Linked DNA regions of Mus musculus: region 2 is linked to region 1. Evidence: chromatin contacts called from ENCODE Hi-C data. All regions are on one chromosome and are shown on one strand. The core of a region is the stretch at or near the end of the contact, and the rest is flanking DNA. Distances in the headings are between cores, read along the strand shown. Region 1 holds the start of Naga (N-acetyl galactosaminidase, alpha). Region 2 holds the start of B430209F14Rik (a long non-coding RNA gene).

The links. Hi-C counts contacts between places; a loop is a spot of excess contacts on that map.
Region 2: a loop to region 1 is called in a map of T-helper 1 cell, with 21 times the contacts of the local background. The contact joins the promoter of B430209F14Rik here to the promoter of Naga in region 1. A Hi-C loop is called at or near these places in 2 of 37 maps with a recorded cell type or tissue (T-helper 1 cell and T-helper 17 cell).

Annotation. Positions count from the first base shown.
Region 1 is chr15:82,337,538-82,340,177 of GRCm38, reverse strand. It overlaps Naga (N-acetyl galactosaminidase, alpha), which reads left to right and starts at 1,352. Exons shown (of 10, transcript NM_008669.4): 1 at 1,352-1,426; 2 at 1,864-1,940. The coding sequence starts at 1,925. It also overlaps a transcript of Pheta2 not described here.
Region 2 is chr15:98,954,012-98,956,651 of GRCm38, reverse strand. It overlaps B430209F14Rik (a long non-coding RNA gene), which reads right to left and starts at 1,319. Exons shown (of 4, transcript XR_875650.3): 1 at 1,200-1,319.

The DNA.
Region 1 (2,640 bases), core at 103-2,602:
ATGGGCAGAGTAGACCTCACTTGGACATATAATTAAGGGAAATGAGGGTGTCGGCTATGCCCATATCTAGAAGTGCATTCTAAGCAGAAGGCACAGCTGGTTCAAAGGCTGTGTTTGAGGGGCCACAAGGAGGGCAATGAGGAAGATGACGGCAGGGAATAGGGTCAAAAGGTAGAGGGTGGGGTTTAGAAACACCATTTCCCCAAACTAAGAGAGTAGCCATCACACAGACTTCAGAGAGACAAGACCAGGGCTGGGTTGGGTTCGTTTTTTTAGGTTAAGTGTGTGCCCGATTATCTGCCTGTATGTGCACCATGTGAATGCCTGGTGGCCTCAGAGTTCAGAAGAGGGCATCAGATCCCCTGGCATGTGAGTCTGGAGACGGACCCTCGTGCTCTGCCAGAGCACTAAGTGCTCTTAACCACTGAGCCATCTTACCAGCCCACAGAGCTGAGTTTTCAGGTTTGCCTTGGCTGCCTTGGAGAAGTAAGGTGGACAAAGGAGGCCCTTGAGGGCTGTCTCCGAATCATCCAGGCAATATGTAATGAGGCCAGCGTTACTGGGTGGGATGAGAGGTGGAATTTAAAGGCAGGAATCAATTTTTGGACAATTGCATGTAAAGGCTGAGAGAAAAGATTGGCAGAGAAGTCGGTTTGCCATTACCTGATAGGAGGAAAATGGCACAGATTCGGAGAGGGGACAGCTATGATCATCATCGGTGTAAAGGCATCCAGAAATAGTGGTTGGCACCTAGCCTGTGTTTAACATATGAATAAGTAATGAATAAATACATTTGGGGAGTGGGTGGGCGAACAACCCCTTGGGTGTCAGGTGGAGGGGGCAGCCTCCTGACCTTTCGAGAGCTGAAACCCCACCCAGCCTCTTTCACTACCGTTTTCGAGTGGTTAAGAGCAAGGTTTCAGGTGGATTTCTGAGTTCGAGGCCAACCTCGTCTAGAGAATGAGTTCCAGGACACAGAGAAACCCTGTCTCGAAGAAACAAAACAAAATAAAACAAACAAACAAACAAACAAACAAACAAAAAAAGAGCAAGGTATCGCCCTCTGTAGGAATTCACTGCACAGCTACTTACTGAGCACGGGCAGTGCGGGCCACCACCCCCGCCCTCTGGGGCGGAGGACGGAGGACTCCAACCAGACCCGAGGCACAGCGGCGCGCGCACAGGGCGCCCAAGCCGACTTCCCACGGGAGCGCGCCTCGGGAACGCGCAGAACGCGAGCTTAGATGGGCGGAGCTTTTGGAGGCTGGGAGCTGGGGCATAGAGGGAGGGCACGGCGTTGCTAGGGGATTCTGATTGGTTGCTCAAGAAGGGTTGTCCCGTGACATTCCGCCTCCCGGGTCGCTATAGGTACAAGCGGCCGCCACGGGGGCTTTCACGGCTTACCGCGGACTGAGCGAGCGCGAGGGTAAGAATCAAGGGGGACCCTGGGCCTGCGATGTTTAAGAACCGAGAATCTGAACCCACACGGGGACCTGGAACCGGACATGGCCTATAGCCTTCCTTCTTCCTGGTATTCCTAGAACCAGTCACAACCGCTCTTGGGCAAAGTGTCCTAGACTATTTGTAGTTCTAAAAGAAGAGCTTAGATTCCGGGAAGTAAAGGGTAGGGAAGGAGTGTGTGAGGGTAGTGAAAGCGACTTGGGACCAAATGTGGAATCCGTAACTTTTATTTTCGGAGATAGGGTCTCTCTACCTAGTAGCCCTGGCTGGCCTGAAACTGGCTATGTGGACCAGGCTGGCCCAGAACTCAGAGATCCTCCTGCTTCTACCTCCTGAGTGCTGAGATTAAAGGTGGGTCCCACTATGCCCGGTGGGATACATAACATCTGTTATCTTCCACAGTTCAGCATATAAAGCTGCTAAGAGCAGATTCGAGTGGGTCCTGAGATTTGACTCCAAGGCAATGTTGCAGAAGACAGGTACCCTCACCTACTCAGGTGGCTTTGCAGGGGAGGACTGTGGCGAGGAAGCCCCAGCCCTCCTCTTTCTTGATGGGGGTATGTGGGGAGAAGTGTGCCTCTCCTTGGAGCTGGGCCAGGAAAATCAAGGAGATGCCCCACACCTCAGAATCGTTTCCCCTCCAAAGAGGCCACTTCCTTTTTCAGCCCTGCTCCAGTGTATAGGTCCTATCTTACCCGATCCTGGCGGGCTGTAGCAGCCCTGTCATGTGGGTGTGGTAATTTATATATAAGGAAGCTGAAAGCCAAGAGGAAGGGGCTTGTGTAGGTGAGCAGCTGGGTACAAGTCCACCCTGACCAACCCCTTTAGGCCCTTCTGAGGCTTTCTGAGGTGGAGAGCAAAAACTCCAAGGCCTCAGAAACCCAGAGTCCACAATGAACTGTCATTTCTGTGTAGGGAGGGAGGGAAGAGGGCATCTGGTCTCATGTATATCAAGGACATGACTTCAGGGGTCCGTTCCATTGATTCCCAGTCTGTAGCAACAGCTTTTTGAATACATTACTTTGCCCCATGTACCCCCCCCCCCAGACTGCACTCACAGGCTGAGGCAACTCTAACCCTACTGGCCTGTACCTGGGGAGGGCTGAAGGGCTGGAGGGGTTGAGGTGATGACTGGGGTTGGGGGGTGGGGTGCTGTAGGAACCATTTACAAGTCACCAT
Region 2 (2,640 bases), core at 70-2,569, about 17 Mb before region 1:
GCCATTAGTGAACCACAGAACCTTTCACAGCTGAATGTTTGAGATCGCTAAGACTATCCAGAGCTAAGAAGAGCCACCATGCAGGGCTGGGATGTAGCTCCGGGGTAAAGCGCTTGCCTGGCATGCACAAGGCTTGAAAGAAGGGATAAAATGATAAAGTATAGGGCCAGGTTTGAACCTGCAAATAGATAATTAGACTACACAGGCATTAATTAAGATTTTCTACTAATATCTATGTGCACAGAACGGACCTGTTAGCAGCACGCACTATTATATACCTGCTTGTTGATGTAAGTAAAGAGGTTAACAGTAAAATTAAGAGCTAGCAACATGTAAACAAAAATATGGGGTTTTGTTCCCCCCATAGTTTGTATTCTATTAAATCAGGTAAGGGACAAAAAGAACGGACTAACATCCCCCTACTGGTCTCTATTCATATATGTAGGATTTCGGTGTTTAAGCGAATAGTCTATTTCTGACCTAGATCTTAAGTTATTTATGCTCAAGGGGTGAGAAAAAAAAGCCTCTCATTTGCATAAGGGACAGAATGGCTCTGAGTGGTGTGACAAAGAATCCTCCTTTTAATCCCCTGTAAAACAAAAGAACAGAAGACATTTCTCATCTTTTTGTATTATCAAGAAATAGAAATGAATCGCCATACTTGAAAAAAAATTGTGTTATACTTCATCGTGGCTCTGTAGTGTATGCTTTATTATTATTATTATTATTATTATTATTTGATGGAAGGAGGGGAGGCTTAGCTGGTAAAGGCACTTGCTACCACGGCTGAGAAGGTGAGGTTTGTCCCTGGAACTCCCACGGTGAAAGAAGAGAATCTGCTCCTGTAGTTGTCCTCTGGCCTCCAAAGACAAACACACACACACATACACACACACACACACACACACACACACACACACCCTCAAATACACATGCACACCTGCACAATACATGCACAAATGAAATAGTTTTTAATTGTGACGATCTTTTCAACAAGCTATTTGTCAATCCTTATGTTCTCTCCGCTGTTTAATTTTTTTTTTTTTTAATGAAGCACAGTTGGGATTTATTCATTACTATCAATTCTAAACATAAGAGTTAAGAGAGAAGTGATCAGAACAATATCGGAGCACATGGGTGTGGCCTTCTCTGAGAGAGCGCTGACACCATTTAGTTCTTGTTCTTGCTGATATACTTACATGTTAGAGGTAGTCAAGTCATCTCTCTTCCCTCTGCTATAAAATAATGAAGATGAGGGGGTTGTTTTTCCTAGGAAATATGCAAGAAGTAGACAATTCTTTGTTTGTGGGTTATATTGATTTGTTTTGTTTTGTTTTTCTTTAGAAAAGACTTTTACGATAAATTTAAACAAGAAAGGCAGAGCTGTGGACCTCAGGCTAGAAGAACTCATGGCCACCATTGTTAGCTCACAACCTGCAGCTGCTGTGTTCCCAAGGCTCTCCCTCCCACACCAGCGCCCTGCGCCTTGGGAGCCCAGCCGGAATGAATGGACTCCACAGGGCTCGCAAACAGAGCTGCGGGCGACCAAGACTCTGCTACTGAAAGGGAAGCCATCTGTCAAAATCCACATTTTTAGCTCGGTGCCCAAACAAATATCTCTTTTCCTCTAAAATTTCATCCTGCAAATTATCAGTGGTCCGCAGCTCGGAGACTCACTATATAGAGATCTTCCTTGCTGACAACGGAGCCTTTCTACATAGCAAGAGAGTGCCACTGTAATCTATTTCCTAGGAGTGAAAGCAAGGCATTTTTGTCCCAAGGGGCAATTGAGCAAGGACCACAGTCTCTGGCTGAGCAGCCTTGGGGAGAGCAGCTACAGTTCCCACAGTCAGAAGCCCAGCTGCGGAAGGGGCTATTTACAGAATTCAGGGAACTACATAAAACTGCAGCAGGGCTGGCACTGCACAGTTGTCTGGGGATGAAAACATCACAAAATGGTTTCCTTTTATATTATAAAACGCTCCTCTTTTTAATTTGGCATCTCAGTTATTTTTTACTTGATATCACCCCTCCCCCTCCAAAAAAAAAAAAAAGACTGGAGAAATACAAGCCCACACAAAGAGCTAGTTTTTAAACTCAATTCTTTCTCCTTACAGTTTCTGAATTCCATATTAGAAAGGATGGCTCATTTCTAGGGACAAAATAACACAGGCTCTGGGGTGAGGTAGGGTGGGGTAGGGGGGCGGGCACGGAGGGGTGATGGGAGAGAATTACAGCTAAAGAAAGAAAGCTCTCTAGTATTAAGTACTACTTTGTATATTATTTCTCTCTTCTCTTCTTTCTTTCTTTCTTTCTTTCTTTCTTTCTTTCTTTCTTTTTCTTTTGGTTTTTGAGACAGGATATCACACTATATATCCAGGGTGGGCACAAATTAGCTGCAATCCCCGGCTTCCCAGTGCTGGGATACACAGGAATAAACCACTAAGGCCAGTTAAGATGACCTTGAGCTGCAAGTCTTCCTGCCTCTGACTCCCAGGTGCTGTTGAGGTCACAGGCGTGGTCTACTCGTACTGACTTTTGCTCAAATAATAATAAAGAATAACAATAATACAATAACTATGAAACTAAACATTCAGCCACGCCTTTTTGACCACCCCCGTATCTTCTGCTACTTTTTAA